Linked DNA regions of Homo sapiens: region 1 is linked to region 2. A link is an interaction called in ENCODE POLR2A ChIA-PET data of the cell type or tissue named here. Cell type or tissue: PC-9. All regions are shown on one strand. Region 1 overlaps IL22RA1 (interleukin 22 receptor subunit alpha 1). Region 2 overlaps NCMAP (non-compact myelin associated protein).

Region 1 (4,000 bases), 430 kb before region 2:
TGGAGCAGATCCGAGGGGTCCTCAGGGGCGTGAGCTGCAGGAGGGTGGGAGGAGGGTGAGCAGGGGCTTTCCCAGGGTCACCCTGCCCATGTATGGGCTCAGTCAGAGTCCTGCCCCATATAAATTTCATGCAAAGTGCCTTTGCTTTCAAGATGCCAGCCTGGTGGGTGGGCAGGGAGACCCTGGCCCCCAGCCTTCTACAAATGGACCAGCAAGAGGGGATGCTCCCCACGCTGTTCTAACCAACCATCCATTCTCAGCCATTTTGCTTTGCAATGGGTTGTGATTCACATTCCATAAATGTCACCACCTTACAGTGTTCAGTTCAATGGTTTCTTAGCATTTTCACAACGTTGTGCAATCATCGCTATTATCTAATTCCAGAACATTTTTAGCACCCCAAAAAGAAACTGCATGCCCATTAGCAGTCACTCCACCCATTCTTCTCCTCCCCTAAACCCTGACAACCACGAATCTACTTCCTGTGTCTGTGAATGTCCCTACTCTAGACTTTTTATGTAAATAGAGCTTGGCTGGCTTCTTTCACTTAGCATAATGTTTTCAAGGTTCACACGTGTGGTAGCATGGATTAGTACTTCCTTTTTAGGGCTGAATAATATTCCATTGTGTGATATACCACATTTTGTTTATCCACTCATCAGGACATTTGGGTTGTTTCTACTTTTTGGCTACCATGAATAATGCTGCTGTGAACACCGTGTTCAATTTTATAAGTGGACATATGTTTTCAGTTGTCTTGGGTATATATCTAAGAGTGGAATTTGGTAGGTTATATAGTAGCTCTATCTTTAACCTTTTGAAGAACTGTCGAACTATTTTCTAAAGTGGCCACACCATTTTTTTGGTCTTTGAGACAGGGTCTTGCTCTGTCCCCCAGGCTGGAGTGCAGTGGCGTGATCATGGCTCACTGCAGCCTCGACTTCCTGGGCTTAAGCAATCCTCGCACCTCAGCCTCCTGTGTAGCTGGGACTACAGACATGCACCACCACATCCGTCTAATTTATTTTTAAATTTTTTGTAGTGATGGGGTCTCATATATTGTCCAGGATGTTATGGCTGCACCATCTTAAATTCCCACCAGCATTGTTTGAGGGGTTCAGTTTCTCCACATCGCCATTGATGCTTGGTATTGTCTCTCATTCACTTTTTAACACAACCTGAAGTTGGTGTCCTCACCCTTATTTTAGAGATATGTAACTAAAGTGTGTAAGAAGTGACTTGCCCCAAGTTGATCAGATGAAGCAATGGTGGAGGAGGCGCTCTTGACTGAGCCCACACGTGGGCAGGGTGGCCTTGGGAAAGTTGTTTAAGCAACGAGAACTTCAATTGCCTCATCTCTAAAATGGATATAGTTTGATTTACCGAAAGACAAACAACAATGACAACAGCAGCCACTGGCATTTGTGAAGTGCACAGCCTCTTTCAGGCAAGTCCCTCCCTTCATTAAATCCTCACGACAACGTGCCCACTATCACTATCCCCATTTGATGAATGAGCTGAGGCTCAGAGAGAGCTGCCGCCCAGCATCACAGTTAGCATGTGAAGAACCTACAATATTCATCCCAGTGCTAGACTGGTTGTGGGGCGGATAGAGCGGGTTGGCGTCTGTGAATGTGTTTAGTGTCTAACAGGCCCCTATGTACATGTGTTGAGTCTGAAGGGAGGAGACCTGGGAAGGGAAGACATTCGCTCTGTAGGGAGGGGGCTATCTTGTTCACCCTTTTATATGAGGGTGGGGGGCTTCAGGGACCTGAGCACCTGATAAAGGGATGAATTTAGGGAGGAGGAGAAGAGAGAGGAGAAGAGAAGCTGGCCATTGAAGAGTCCACAGCCCTCTCTTCCAGGCTAGGTCTTTGTCCAGCCCACTTCTGCTTCTGTTAAGGGAAGGGCAGTGAGGGCCTGAGCCTCAAGGAAGGGGCTGGGGAGGGGCTGCAGCCTCTAAAGCAATCTGCACTGTAAACAAAGAGTCCTTAACTTATAAAACCCTTCCCTCAGGCCCCCAGGCTTGGGCTGTGGAGAGCAAGAGCCTGCGGGAAAATGGCGGCCCAAGCTGGCAGCTGGCTCGGAGCTCGGAGGCCCTGGCCGGCTGGCGTGGGAAATAAACAGGTGGGAAAATGTTAAGCAACCCCAGCTGGGTCAAGGCCTTGCGGCCTGGGTGTGTGTCTTGAATATGTCTGTGCCTCTCCTTCCCCAGACACGTCTACGACTGCCAGTGGGCCCAAGGTGTGAGGGAGCAGACAGTTATTGATTCCCCTACTCCAACTCTACACACAAGAGGGGTCCTCAGGCTTGGCGAGGACCGATGGGGACGGAAGAATGGTCCGACCCCGCTGCACATCCTCTGGCCAACCTCGAAGGCTGCCCTCCTCTCTGAATTTGGGTTCTGGCCCAGCAGCTGCAAAATGTCTTCAGGCTTCCTGGAGTCCCCAGAATGGGGCCTTAGGGATGGCGCGGGGAGGGGTCTACTGCCTCTACGCAAGGTGACGGCTGTGCCGTGGAGCCTTAGGATGTAGCTGACATCTTGTTTGGATGTGAGGCTGGGTGGAATTGGGGTCAGTTCTGGAGGGAGGGGTCCTGGATTCAGGGCTGAGTCTAAAGTTGAGGAAAGGAGTCCAGTCAAGGTCAGACCTGAACAGTGGCTTCTGGTTGGGTGGTGGGTCAGGGCAGAAGGGTGAGGGTGGGCTTTGAGAAGCCAGGCTCCATCAAGGCTTGGGGTAGAGTCTGCAGCGGGAACGGTTGCTGGTTGAGGTCAGTGTTCTGGGTGGGAAATAGAGGGCCCATCTGGGTTGCAAGGAGGCTGGTGGCTGAGGTGGGGGCATGTTGCCAAGGCAAAGGACCCTGGGCTACGTGGAGGTTGGCACCACTTTTCAGGAGGGAACTGCAGTTAGCTTCCTGAAGTGGGGTAAGTGAACCTAGGCCCACTCCTGTCTTTTAGGGATGTCAGGGTCTAACAAGATCTCCCCCTCTTCTCCCACCCTCCTCGCTCCTTTTCCTCCTCAAATCTATCATCCATTCCTCAGCCTGTGTTGCTTCGGCACTTCCCGGGTGAAAGTCTATATTGTGAAATCTGGGGAGACATGTGTTGTGTGGAGCCTGGCAGCCTGGCGGATTTATAAAAGGCAACTTGTTTTTTCACATTCATGTGGAAAAACAATGTTCTGTCAACCAGCTGGGAAGCTAAGGAAAAATACACAAACAAGAAACAATTCCACATGCTCTGGAGTCAGCCTAAGATTGGGGGGGTGAGGGCCCGGTGTGTGCAGCGCGAGGCAGCTGACCCTTGACAATCTCCTAAGGGCTATTTCTTGGGGTCCCCCATCTCAAAGGGCTGGGAGCCTCTAGGATTTCTAACCAGTATGGCTGAGGGTCTAAAGGGACGTGTCTTGGTGCCTCAAGGGGGTGCCTCACATCTTCCTGGAACGCCCAGCTTGATGCTGGGAAGCAGACTGGAGGGGGTCCCACAGAGCTGGAAGCCCTGGAGACGCAGGCAGCCCTGGCGGGACAGTGGCAGAGAAGGTGGGAAGCTCTGCCTTTTCGTGGGCCTCGTCCTGCACTTGAGCAAGGAGGGCCTGGCCGAGGCCATACCTGCTCGCCATCCTCAATCAGGACTATGCTTTGACTTCCTAAGGAAGTTCCCTGAATTTCATGCAATGCACCAGGAGAGCAGAGAGAGAGTCTAGGGTCTCATGTAACGTTCTCCATAATGATGAGCCCCCCACTCCGCTCACTTTATTGGCTTTGAACACTATGCCCTTAAGACCTGTTTCCAAATGAGTCCTGTGTCTTAAGACCTATTAATGTAGCAGACCTGGCCACTCTAGGAGAAAATGCTCTTTCAGATCTATGATAACAAAAGGGGCCAAAGAGGCCCTGCAGGGGCATGGAGGGAGGCAATAGTGAACTCAAGCTTCGTTTCCCCCGGTCCTTCCTCCTCCTCCCCTGTCAGGCCAGTGCCAAGTGAGAGGCAGAGGAAGGATGG
Region 2 (4,000 bases):
CATGAGATCTGATGGTTCTGTAAGGGGCTCTTCCCCTTTCGCTTGGCACCTCTCCTACCTGCCACCTTGTGAAGAAGTTACCTTGGTTCCCCTTCTCCTTCCTCCATGACTGTAAGTTTCCTGAGGCCTCCACAGCCATGCTGGACTTCGAGTCAGTTAAACCTCTTTCCTTTATAAATTACCCAGTCTTGGGCAGTTCTTTATAGCAGTAAGAAAACAGACTAATGCTCCCAGGCTGGTCTCTAACTCCTGGGCTCAAGTGATCCTCCCACTTCAGCCTCCCAAAATGCTGGGATGACAGGTATGAGCCATGCGCCTGGCCATTTCTGACATATTCTAGTGGTCTAAGCAGTCACAGGGCCCACCTAGCTTCAAGGGAGTGGAGAAATGGACTCTGCCTCTTGATGTGGGCAGTGGCCGGGTCACACTGCAGGAGAGAATATGGGATGGGAGATATTATGAGGCTGTCTTTGGAAACTGCAATTTGCATAGCTGGGAAGCACTGGTGGGTTTTGGAGACAGGAAATTGCTCATTCTGCCTGGCGGGGGAAGGGAAGAGGAGACAGGGGCTGGTGGAATAAGACTGAGGCAAGTTCATGGAAGACCTTGATTCCCACAACAGATCATTAGAACTTTATTCTGTAGCAAGTTGGAAATGATCATTGCTTTTGGAACAATGGAGAAACTGTGCAGAAAGCAAAGGTCTGTAATTCTAATTCCTTCAACAAGTGGCTCCCCAGGGAAGAGGCTGGAGGCTTCTATTCCTTCACAGTGACATATCCCAGCCCCACAATGGCATAAAAAGCACACTGCCTCAAATCCACTAAGCATTTATTAGACAATTATTGTATGCTGGGTGCAAGGCCAGGCTAGGCACTGTAGAGGTGAGTCTATGATTCATAAACCTGAATTCTGGAAATTCCAGTCCATAGCTTCTAGATCCCCTCTTGGATGCCTCATGGCCCAAAAACCCTTTGCCAGGACAAATATCCTGGTTTTTTACTAGAAAAATATCCAAGTCCAAGCAATGTAAAAGTACAAAGGAGGCTGTGACTTGTCCCTTGAGTCTGCACAGAGCTGAGAGGGGCTGTGATGGTCCAGGCCCCGAGCTCAGGGATCCGGACCCCAGAGAGTTAAGCGTATATTCGGAGCCAACCCATCCTCAGGCACCTGCTTAACCCCATCTCTTCCACGCAGCCCATACGCACACATGCATTCACGCATTTATTCATTCAAGTGCCTTCTAAACAGCAGGCCTTGTGCTGGGTGCTGGCAGGATGGCTATAAGTAAGGCAGGTCCCCCAGGGAGCACCTAGAATAGAAAGGAAGCCGGACCTCCCTACTGATAACAACACTTTCAGGTGATAAGTGCTATAACTAAGGTACCTATGAGATGCTGTGAAGAGTCTCAGAGGAGGCTGACCTCCTTCAGATAGGAGGAGAGGCTTTGGGCAGGTCTTGGAGAAAAAGGAAACTGACATTATCAGCACCCACTAGGGCCCAGGCATTCTGCTAGGGGGTTAACGTGCACTGCTAAGTGACTTATGCACACAAAACCCTTACACAGGCCTGGTCTATACAGTAAGGCTAAGTGATTGACACTTAATATTAACAATTATCATCTCCTTTGAGTGTAACAAGAAGGAACTAGAGAGGAGTCGCAAAGCCTCCTTTACAGTTGAGGAAACAGGCATGGAGGCTAAGTTGTGAGCCCAAGGGGACATAACTAAGCCGGAGTTCAATCCCCAATTTAATTCTAAAGTCCTGATCTCTGTCTCCACCCTCTTTCTAGTTCATGGAGGAGGGAAGAAGTGGAGGACATTCCCAAAGAGGGGACAAACCTTGGGAAAACTCAATAGTCTCAAGGAGCCAGGGTGTGGAGTATGTGGGTGCCCAGGTGGGATGGGAGAGGAGGCAGGAGAGAGGTGGCGGGGGCTGAAGTGTAAAGGGCATTGAACACCAGGTGGGGTAGGAGAGTGGGCTTGATTCTACCCATAGAGAGAATCGACCGAGGGTTCCGCGACGCCCTGGCCGTATTGGAATCTCTCCTTCCAGGTCACACTCCCGTGACCGCTCGTCACCTAATTAGGCACCCGCCTGTGACCCGTTCACATCCTTCCAGGCAGGGCTGGGCCTGGAACACGGGGCAACTCACAGTCCAGAGCTTCCTCCTTGTCACGGCCTCCCTCTCAGGCTGTGGTATTTGCTCAGAACCTGAGCCCGGGGGCAGAGAGCACAGAAATATTTATTTATGTCACTGCCAACCCTGCCTCCTGGAGGCCCGCACGGGGCACCTCACAGAGAAGCTCAGTTATATAACTCAGAGTTGACACAGCAGGAAGGAGAGGGAAACAAGTTCTAGTTATTCCTTTTTCTCAGTCTTAGACACATTTGGAAACTGGATGGCTTGACATTGCCCTGTCTTCTTCCTCCCTCACCTTACTGACCTGGGGTCCCCAGGGACCTCGGTGATGCTAGATCCATTGCTGATTTTAACCTCGATTCTCATGTGGCTGGGGGTTTGGGGAGATCTTCCTAGAGGTGGAGGAGGGGAGAGAAAGGAAATATATTAAAGGGCTGCTTTGTGCCAAACACTGCCAGAGACTTTATATTTATTATTATTAGTAGTAGTATTAAACAGCAATCCCATGAAGAGGGTCCTGTTATTACCTCCACTTTACAGAAAAGGAGATGAAGGCACAGAGAGGTTAAGTAACTTTCTAAAGGCCACCCAGCCGAGCCAGGTCAGTCTGGCTCTGACCACTACTGGTTCATTTTCAAGCATCTCAAACTGAATCCATAATAAACTGAATCCCATAATAGGGATCCTTTTTGTTGTTGTTATTAGAGACAGGGGTCTCGATATATTGCCCAGGCTGGACTCAAACTCCTGGGCTCAAGAGATCCTCCCACCTCAGCCTTCCAAGTAGCTAGGACTAGAGGCATGCGTCACCATACCCGGCTCATAATGTAGGGGTTCTTGAGAGCCCAGAGCATGCTAGTTTCTTATTGTGGAGGAAGTTCTTCCACAGCTTTAATTCCTAATATATTTGTTTTGTTTTGTTTTGTTTTTTTTTGGAGACTTGCTCTGTCGCCCAATGGTGCGATCTCAGCTCACTGCAACCTCTGGGGTCAAGCAATTCTCCCACCTCAGCCTCCCGAGTAGCTGAGATTACAGGCGCCTGCCACCATGCCCGACTGATTTTTGTATTTTTAGTAGAGACGGGGTTTCACCATGTTGGCCAGGCTGGTCTCAAACTTCTGACCTCAGGTGACCCACCTGCCTCAGCCTCCCAAAGTGCTGGGATTACAGGCATGAGCCACCATGTCCAGTCCCAACATATTTCTTGAATCTAGGTTCCACTCTGGCCCTCCCTGGGCACTAGACTTCACTGTGCTGGGACCTTCACTCTCCCACCCACTCACCACATCCTACACTTTCCTTCCCTAATGTGCCCATTCCCACCCCCTCCTCCCCAGACTTCACTCCCATTGTTCTTCCCAGCTAGACTGGCATTCTTCCCTTCCCACCTCATAAAGTCCCAGTCAAATGATAATAGTAACAATGTTCATTGATTGAGCGGCAGCAGTAAAGTGGAGTGGTCAAAAGCATGAACTGTGGTGTACTTGGCCTAAGTTCTACCTAGTTCTGCCGCTTTCACTGGCTGTGTGACCTCAGGATACTTAGTCTCTCTGGGCCTCAGTTTCTCTACCTGTAAAATGGAAATAATGATACCCACCTCCTAGGGCTGGCATGGAATGAAATGAGTTATACAAATAAAAATTTAAACTATACAAATAAAAGCTTACTTATAAAGTTTTTAGAAAAGTGCTTGGCACACAGTAAGTGCTCATTAAATGCTCCTCTTACTTTCAAGCCCTCAAAACATGGTGCAGACTCTGAAGTCAGATTCTTTGGGGTCACGTCCTTCCTCAGTTGGTGACCTTGGACAAGTTACTTAACCTCCTTGGGCCTCAGTTTCCTCACTTAAAAAAAATT

The links. Peaks named below come from ENCODE experiments on the same cell type or tissue, not always from the same donor. Only the 100,000 strongest peaks of a DNase experiment are listed, where the experiment ranks them.
Region 1: POLR2A ChIA-PET joins it to region 2 with 5 read pairs; 2 of 35 experiments call an interaction of 5 or more read pairs at or near these places.

The regions. Positions count from the first base shown.
Region 1 is chr1:24,138,681-24,142,680 of GRCh38, forward strand. IL22RA1 (interleukin 22 receptor subunit alpha 1) reads right to left here. Exons shown (of 7, transcript NM_021258.4): 2 at 1-34. Among named protein-coding and RNA genes, the nearest start is that of IL22RA1, 2.5 kb to the right of the region's middle. In PC-9, no CTCF peak of the experiment used is centred here; no DNase peak of the experiment used is centred here; H3K4me3 peaks cover 172 bases.
Region 2 is chr1:24,565,959-24,569,958 of GRCh38, forward strand. All of the region lies in intron 1 of NCMAP (non-compact myelin associated protein), which reads left to right. Among named protein-coding and RNA genes, the nearest start is that of NCMAP, 12 kb to the left of the region's middle. RefSeq lists enhancers at 1,648-2,149, 3,300-3,802. In PC-9, a CTCF peak has its summit at 2,319 (motif pointing left); a DNase peak (open chromatin) is centred at 2,223; H3K27ac peaks cover 282 bases.